Regions from separate parts of the Mus musculus genome. Here all the other regions are linked to region 1. A link is a contact called in ENCODE Hi-C or POLR2A ChIA-PET data. All regions are on one chromosome and are shown on one strand. Each heading gives the region's core, a stretch centred on a gene start or an enhancer-like site at or near the end of the contact. The rest is flanking DNA. Distances are from core to core; before and after follow the strand shown. Region 1 holds the start of Azin2 (antizyme inhibitor 2). Region 2 has its middle 25 kb from the start of Rnf19b. Region 3 holds the start of Rnf19b (ring finger protein 19B).

Evidence for each region. Hi-C counts contacts between places; a loop is a spot of excess contacts on that map. ChIA-PET counts read pairs that join two places held with the same protein, here RNA polymerase II (POLR2A).
Region 2: POLR2A ChIA-PET joins it to region 1 with 10 read pairs in Patski. The contact joins the enhancer-like site here to the promoter of Azin2 in region 1. A Hi-C loop is called at or near these places in 1 of 37 maps with a recorded cell type or tissue (CH12.LX). POLR2A ChIA-PET finds 5 or more read pairs at or near these places in 4 of 5 experiments (Patski and embryonic stem cell).
Region 3: POLR2A ChIA-PET joins it to region 1 with 42 read pairs in embryonic stem cell. The contact joins the promoter of Rnf19b here to the promoter of Azin2 in region 1. POLR2A ChIA-PET finds 5 or more read pairs at or near these places in 4 of 5 experiments (Patski and embryonic stem cell).

The regions. Positions count from the first base shown.
Region 1 is chr4:128,960,975-128,963,796 of GRCm38, reverse strand. It overlaps Azin2 (antizyme inhibitor 2), which reads left to right and starts at 1,342. Exons shown (of 11, transcript NM_172875.4): 1 at 1,342-1,496; 2 at 1,593-1,713; 3 at 2,238-2,434. The coding sequence starts at 2,330.
Region 2 is chr4:129,031,387-129,034,086 of GRCm38, reverse strand. No RefSeq gene overlaps it. Among named protein-coding and RNA genes, the nearest start is that of Rnf19b, 25 kb to the left of the region's middle. Within about 2 kb of position 1,411, at least 1 of the 3 ENCODE cell types and tissues checked has a DNase peak (open chromatin) inside an H3K27ac peak, as active enhancers do.
Region 3 is chr4:129,056,697-129,059,532 of GRCm38, reverse strand. Rnf19b (ring finger protein 19B) reads right to left here and starts at 1,389. Exons shown (of 9, transcript NM_029219.2): 1 at 637-1,389. The coding sequence starts at 1,262. 1700086P04Rik (a long non-coding RNA gene) reads left to right here and starts at 1,380. Exons shown (of 2, transcript XR_868180.3): 1 at 1,380-1,745.

The sequences.
Region 1 (2,822 bases), core at 93-2,592:
AGCTCTGGTAGTAGATCTCTGTGTAGAATAGGCTGGCTTCGAACTAAGAGATTTGCTGGGATTAAAGCTATGGGCCACCATGCCTGGCTTAAAACTTGTAAACTCTTTTTTTTTTTTTTTTTTTTTTTCCGAGACAGGGTTTCTCTGTATAGCCCTGGCTGTCCTGGAACTCACTTTGTAGACAAGGCTGACCTCGAACTCAGAAATCCGCCTGCCTCTGCCTCCCAAGTGCTGGGATTAAAGGCGTGCGCCACCACATCCGGCTAAAACTTGCAAACTCTTAACGTAGTATACATAACAGGTACAACAGGGCATTAATCATATGTGTATAACTCAAGGAGCGCGCGCGCGCACACACACACACACACACACACACACACACACACACACCTGTAACCATTACCAAGCACCGGAAAGGTTCCATTCTGTCTCTTCCCAGTCAGCAGCCACATGCGCAGAGACAAGCAGCATTCGGACTTCTACCCGGAGAACTCTTGAATTAGCTTCTGAGCAACACCCTGCGCATGCTAAGCACTCCAAGGAGCCCGGCTCTCAGTCCCTGCCCTTGGAGTGCACAAAGCTGAGATGTTTTATCAGGCAAAAAAAAAAAAAAGGAAAGCAGGTGCGGGTATCTCAGCAACTGATATTAAGGCTCAAGGGAAGGAGGGGAGGGGTCAGACAGAGACAAGGACTGTGAGTCCCATTGCGTTTCGGGGCCAGGGATGGTCCGATAGAGGAAGATATTACACTGGACTCTGATGGATGAACAGGGATTTGTGTATAGAAGAGGAGACATGCTTTGAGTCGAAGCCACATTTCACCAGAGTCTTGTGGATTCTGAGAATGAAGGCATCACCCCGAGCTCGTGAAGCCACAAAAATTCTATTTGAATACATTTTAGCTGGCATTTGAGTTGGGAGTTTAAAATGCCTAGAAGAGGCGATTAAGTAAAAGGTCATATTACAAAATAAGACAGGAGAGGTTTGGGCTCCAAGGGCGGAGCCAGAACTTCACCAGGGGAGGAGCAGGGGGCCATCGACTTCAGCCAGGGACAGAAAAGTTTTCCGGAGTCACTTTTTGAGACGCAGGACGCAGGATCTGCGGCTCAGACCACGTAGACGCCTAGGATTCGAAGGATTTCCCCGCGTGGACCTCCGCGGACATCAGTCAGCCAGCTTGCTTAGCTGCGCAGCTTTGCGGAGCAGCCTCGCAGGGCTGAATGCTTTATGTCCGAATCGACCAATGGGCTGGCGGCACCCGGTTGCCCTGGCTACGGAGCAGGCAGGGGCGGGGCCAGGGCACCGGGGCGGGGCTAGGGCGGGGCTTATATAAGCGAGCGGCGGGCGCAAGGCGGGGCGTGGGGTCGGTGGCTGCTGGGCGCGCGGGGCGCAGGCCGCGGGGCCGGAGCCGGGGGGAGCGAGCGAGCGGAGGCGCCGAGGATCCGATTCACTCGCTGGGGAGACCTATGGGCCGAAGCCGTGTAAATGCGTTTTAAGGCGAGTGCAGGAGATGGCTGGGGGGGAGCCTCGGGGAGCGGGCGTCCTCGGCTTTGGGCGCTGACCCTTCCCCCGGCCCCCCTTGCCTCCTCTCAGCAGGGGCCTCGGCTCCGCAATTGCCACTCCTCCTCGGGGTGTTGCACAAGTTTCGAGGTCACCGGCGACCCCCCCTAGCAGCGCGCCTGGCTCTGGCCCCCGCGAAGGAGGACGGGGCTTGGTAAGGAGGCCTGGGGTTGGGGTGCGGGACCCCCGCCCTGCACTTGAGAGAGCCGTCCCGCGGACAGAACCCACCCGTGGCTCATAGAGCATTCTTAGTGTGTCAGGACCAACCTTTTATAAATGGGGAAACTGACCCAAGGTCATGAAGCAGAGAGCCGACTCGAACTCAAGCTCACGGGTTTTGTTTTTTTTTTTTTTGGCCCTTTAGGTAGGTGTAGTCTGGACTGGAGAAATCCTTCAATTGGAAGGAGACTTCCCCAACTAGGTTTCTCAGATCTGTCCCCACATTTTTTTTCTTCCAATTTCAAATTTCAGAACTGGAAAAGAACTCCAAACCAATCCCATTTAACAGATGGGGGTAATTGAGGCTCTAGCAGACATAACTTCACCATTCCCAGCGAACCTCGGCTTCTCAGGCTTGGGCAAGGGCACAGAACATGACTGGGCAGGGACCGTAGGCCTGGGGAGGTGAGGGATGCAGCCTGTTCCCCAGCGGTTTCCTCCATCTCCCTCTCCCCACAGTGTGTTGCATACTTTCTAAGGCGGTGGCCAAGGCAGCCAGCGGTGCTCCAAGGCAGCGGTTTCCTCCAGCCCCTGGGCTCCTCCTGCTCAGCATGGCTGGCTATCTGAGTGAATCGGACTTTGTGATGGTGGAGGAGGGCTTCAGCACCCGGGATCTGCTGGAGGAGCTCACTCTGGGGGCCTCCCAGGCCACCTCGGTGAGGGGATGGAAATGGGTGTGGGTTGGTTGCCTGTCCTCTTCTCTGTAGGAGACCTCCCATTCTCTCGGTATTGGTATTTGTTTACTTGATATTTACTAGATTGTCCCCTTTATCTCCAATTCTTGGTCCTTGCCCCCACATCTGCCCTCCCTGTGTTTCCTGACTTGAGAAAAGAACAGTATCTCCACCTTCACGGTCTCCCCAGCACTCCAGGTGGGAACTTCGGAGTACCTGCCTTTTGCGCTCTCCCCTTCTACACTCAGGCATACCCAGCTCCAGGAACTTCACGGGAGAACCTCCCTTGTGGTTGGTCCTCTTCTCTCCGAAGCCCCCAGGACCTTCTCCTGTTTCTCCCACCTGCTGCAAGTCTCCGGAACAGAATCCC
Region 2 (2,700 bases), core at 162-2,661, 70 kb before region 1:
CTTCCAGGGTAAGGGCCACATACCATCTTGTTCATTTCTCTGCTCCCGGTATCTAACAAGGTGCGCGTGACCTACTATGGCTGCTGAGAAGTGTGGAGCGAGCGAGCAAGGAAGCAAGCATTGGATAATGGGTTGTAGAAGAAAGGAATGAACATTTGGGAGACTGACTGTGACTGAAGGGCTGGCAGGCTGGGTGAGGAGGACCTGCGGATGATGTCATTCGATAGAACCACCCCCCACCCCGGCCCCTCCTACTACAGAGAGGGCCCTACCTCCTTTAACAGGCTTTGTCATAGCAGACAAGGCTCTCTGACATCTTGGGACAGGTAGGCCTAGCTCTCTGGTTACAGTACCTAGAGACGAGGCCTCCGGAAGCCCGGGAAGGAGGGAGTACAGGGGGCGTGGTGGAGCAGGGCGGGGCTGGAGGAGTGGAAACAGCCAGAGTGAGGGATGCCTCCACCCCAAGCCTGACACACTGACTGAATCAGTTGAAGTCTGACTTTGGAATGCAGTTCTCCGTCTGCAGCCCCACCTGTGGAGCGATCACTGGCCAGACTCCAGTCCAAGGCTGACTAAAAATAGTGTTGACTGGAGGCAGCAGTCTGGCTGGGTCCAAGCCCGACAGTGCTTTCGGCGAGCTCTAACCCAGACCTTCGCTTGCTTGCTGTGTGGTCTTATCTGTTTCTGGACCTGGAAATGGGGTGGAGGGGCTGTCTCTTCCTCTTTTTGATTGCTTAGGCAGCATCTTCACTTTCTCCCAGGCAACCTCCAAAAAGTCCCCAAAGCAAAAGCAAAACAAACAACTTGACGCTCTGGACTATTTTAAGTTCACTGAGCAGGTCTCTGAGAGGAACAGAGAACTCGTTGAGAAAAACTGGGGTTACCCTGAATTCGGCTCCAGCTTCAGCTTCCTTACCTATAAAATGACCAGGGATGACAGCTGCTCCCATCCCTGGGGACTAAGGCCTCTGTTTAGGAGGTGCACTGCAGGATGAGAACAGTGTGTCCTCCCCCTAGAAAAGGCTAAATGGCTTCAGAGCCAGCTCTTTCTTCCACCCTCCATACCACAACTTGAAGTCAGATGGGACCTTCTGTGACATTCCTGAGCCTGGTTTGGCCACAGCTAACAAACCAGATCGTGGGGGGGATTCTCTTCGCTGAGGGCCTGGCTGGTGTCAGGGCCTGCGGGAAGGGAGTTTTTAGAGGAGGAAGTGGTTGTGGTCAGACAGAATGATGGAGCAACTTGCTAGGATCTGAGTGGAAACCCCCAACTCCTACCGTGTTCTCATAGTGGGATGTGGGGGCAGACACTGTAGCTGCTCCACCCCCACCTCCATGAGAAAGTACCTGGTGTTCAGTCCAGGTTTCACTTGGGGCCATGTTAGAACAACAACGTAGCTGACCTGGTGAGGCCTCATACCAGCTGCTTGCCATCTTTGGCCAGGGAACCTGCCCCTCCCAAGGTAGTTTTGCATTCAGAGATGGGTGCTATCAGGCAGACCACTCTGCTTTGCTGTTCTGAGGTAAGATGCAGGGAGATGGCTCTTGCTGTAAGCTCCTGGTTTGCTGGGTGTCATGGGAGGTCCTTTCCCTTTCTGGGGGAGTGACAGATGCTCTGGAGTGGTAATAATATTGAGCCCAAGATGCTGTGGCTAAGGCAAGCTATTTTGTAAACCCTGGGCTGTTGGACGGTTCTGTCTAGAGAGGAAGCATTACCGAGGACGGTTGGAGGACTCAGTGGCTGCTCACTGAGGCTTAGAGAGCCTTCTGCACGTACTTCCTCATCAGCTAAGTAGGGCCATTCCCCATCGGTCCCCTTTCCTTTCTCTGTAAAAGAGAAGAGGTATGAGCTCTTCAAGGATCTCAGGCCTCTGACCTGCTCTTGAGCTGTGGCCATGGCGGGTCCCCTTCACCTCTCTGCTTTTAGTTTCTCTGTTTGTCCAATAGGTGTCTCACCCTTTCCCACTTATGGGGTCACTAAGTTTAAATGAGTGATGAGCATAAAGATTTTATTGAACAGAAAAGTGGACGCTAGCCAGATGTGAGGACCCAGGCCTGAACTCCCAGCACTTGGGAGGTTACAGTAGGAAGATGGCAATGTAGAATCTAACCTGGACTACAAGCATAAACTCTGTTTAAAAAAAAAGTGGGAGGAGAAATAGACACGAATGTATGGATGGGTTAGCCTCATGTCTCTGTACACACTGAGAAATTAGAGATGTACAACCCCAACATGTTACTGGAAGAAACCTTTAGAATAATCCCCATATGGCCTATGGCATTTCCATTGTCCCCAAGGACAAACCAGCCCCAGCTTTCACCCAGAATTCTTTGCCACTGGCATTCAGTTCTTCCTCAAGCTCTCCTGCTCTCGTCTCCAGACTTTCATTCATGAGTTCAGGTTCCCAGTGCCCTTATCTTCCGGTCTGACACACTCCTCTTCTGGGGTTCTCTAAATCAGAGGTTGCGTCCGTGTACCCAAGAGCCAGAGTCAGCAACTCTGAGTAGAGCGTCCTCAGCAACATCTCGCACATGTACACAAGCCCCCTAGTCCTGAAGACTGTTCTCTGAAAGTCACCCTTTGTGGCCCTCACGTGTACCCCCAACTGTGAGAAACACCTTGGGATACTTTGTATGGTCAGCCTTGTGCTGACACTGGAGACACACAAGTGGACATCTTTGTCCTTAGGGGTTTCAGAC
Region 3 (2,836 bases), core at 140-2,639, 96 kb before region 1:
CTATTGATTTTTCTGGTCAAAAAGTCTGTTGTGACTTTGCCCTCGGCAGCACGTTAGGAACCACAAGGTGCCTGCCAGTGGCTTAGCACAGCACGCAGTGCCCAGGGTGCCCCTAGAGCTGTTAGTGAGCTGCCTTCTCTCATCATCTGCATCTCAACTTTCAGCAGCGGTTGTGTGGAAGAACACGCCTTCTGCAATGCTGCTGCTAAGTGCGCCCCTAGCCATATGGACACACCCCTCGGAAGCGCGGCCCCTTCAGTAGGACATTTTCATTCTCTCTCCTATAACAAATATTCCTTCTCAATCATTACGATAACACGCACATACACACACCTCTCCCTTCCTGGGCAAAGAGAAAGAAAACAAAACAAAACAAAAAAAACCCCTGCTCACCCGGATATTCTGACTTAATGGACAGTTCCCTTCTCTTAGCACTCAGCCACCACCTCAAGCCACCTCAAGCAAGTAGGTATAGGGTGCTGAGTGCCATCAGACCGGTTGCAAGGCTGGTCTGAGGGTCGGTTACTCGTGATCGTCCGTCCTCTACCTCCTGCTGGGCACCATCCTCTCCTCCCTCAAGGTGTGTGACACCCGTTGCACCCGGGACGACCCCCGCGGCCACGCCCCCGCGCTCACCCGCAGTCAGGGGCCGGACACCAGCGGCAGTCGGGGTCCGAGGCCAGGTACCGGCGCAGCATGAACTCTTCGTACTTGTGCATGAGCGGCGGGTCGGCCAGCAGCAGACGGATGTCGTGTGGGTTGAGCCGCTCGCTGCACTCGGGGCAGCTGATGGGCACGCGGCTCTCGCTGATCTCCAGGCGCAGGTAGTGGCGGAGGCAGTCCCGGCACGAGCGATGCGGGCAGCTGAGGAGGCGCGGGGCCCGCTCGGGCGGCAGGCGCACCAGGCACAGCGGGCACTCCACCTCCTCCGCGCCGCCGCCCTCCGCCGCCTCGTCCTCCTCCGGCCCGGCAGCCACGGCCTCCGCCTCAGCCTCGGCAGCGGGCTCGGAGGGCAGAGCTTCCACCGGCGGGGCCTGAGCCTCAACCGGGGCCGGAGCGGGCGGCGGCGGCGGCGGCGGCGCAGCCGGGGGCGGCGGTTCGGCCTGAGGCTTGGTCCGGGCGCGGCGGCCGCGGGCCGAGGCGGAGAAGACGCTGTGGAAGGTGAGGCGCCGGCGCCGGCCGCCGCTGCGGCACTTAGGGTCGGGGGCGGCCGCATGGAGCGAGGTGGAGCGCGGCGACTCGGAGTCCTTCTCGGAGCCCATGGCCCGCAGAGGCTGAGGAGCCAGGGGCGCCCAGCGCCGCCGTAGCTCCCGCCTCAGCGCCCCCTCCCAGCCGGCGCCCCGGCCGCCGCCGCCGCCGCCACCGCCTCGGCAGTCCTCCCAGAGACAGAAGCCGACCAGCCGCTACGAAGTGGTTATAAAGCCTCCGCCCCGCGCGCCGCGGGCAACTGCGCAGGCGCCGGCCTCAGACACCTCACAACCCGCGCGGCCCCGCGAGAGGAGCTGGGCGGGGCCTGGAGGGCGGGGCCTGCAGGCTGCGGCGAAGCCCCGCCTTCTGCGGTCAGGTGGTCCGGCGCAGCCATATTTTGCACAGGCTCCACCCTCCGTTCCTTGTCCAGGAGTCAGGGGTCTTCTTTTCAATGAGGATGCCTTCATTTCGTCTGTAAAAAGAAGACGAGCGTTGATCTGGTAGTGATTCCCGCCGATCCACCGCCCAACATTTCTGTTGATGCTAGCCATTAAGTGGTAAGGAATATAGTCACTCATTGAAGATCCTCAAAGTGAGCCGCACTTCTAGATAAGACAGGCAGGCTCCCCTATCTTCAAGAATGAGTCCAGAGTTTTCATTCTAGCATTTGCTGTTTTCTGTCAACTAGTGAACTTACTCCTAAGCTGTATCTCTCAGGTACTCTGGTTAGTCACTGTTGGTAGAAAGAGGCCCAACAATTTCGCTTCTAGAAATGGTTTCTTTCAGTCCCCCTTCCCCAGTTCCTCTAACAAAAGACCCTTAGGCTTGGTGATGAGAAAAGCAAATACCTTCAACAGCAGCAAAGCCAGGTCAGGATTAGATTTTGGCTTAGAGAAATGAGAGAGGGAGGCTTATGATAGAGAATTTTCTTTCCATGAAAAATATGTCCGAAGATCGACAGTTCAAGCTTCTGTCTTAAGCTCACCTCATTCTGCCATATTCCAAACGGTGGGAAGAAAAATGTCTTATTTTAAGAAGACTGCTTAGGAAGTTCTGCCCAGTTTTGCTTGAATCTCATTGGTTAAAACAATCATCTTGATGCATCTTTCTTTAAAGATAAAAACAGTGTCTTGTTATTAATAAGGAATGGCAGTGAAGGCTTACAGTGATTCACTTGTCTAGCATGCCTTAAGGAGATGGGGGTGGGGATCGTGCAATGTAGGAACAGATATGTGAACATAGTAAGTTGTTTGATTTTTTTTTCCTGGCCAATACTTAAAACCAGATCCGCAACTCTTTAAACTTTTGAGATTACAACAACACAGCAAACGAAGCCCATTGGAAGAAATGTCCGGTAATGAAAACTAAGAACAGGGTCTAGTGGCCTAAGAAGGTATGATGTCATAGATGATCAAGCAGGTGTGATGTCATAGATGCCAAGACAATTTGTTTGCAAGAGGAAGTGGTCAGCCGTCAATTGTGACAAATGCTGCCAAGAACCCAAGAAAGAGAAGGACAGAAAAATATGACGGCTGGAATTGACAACACCAGGACTTTGTGTGTGTGTGTGTGTGTGTGTGTGTGTGTGTGTGTGTGTGTGTGTGTGTAGGGCAGAAGGGTAGTTTTCCTTAAGAAGAAAAGAGGTTTA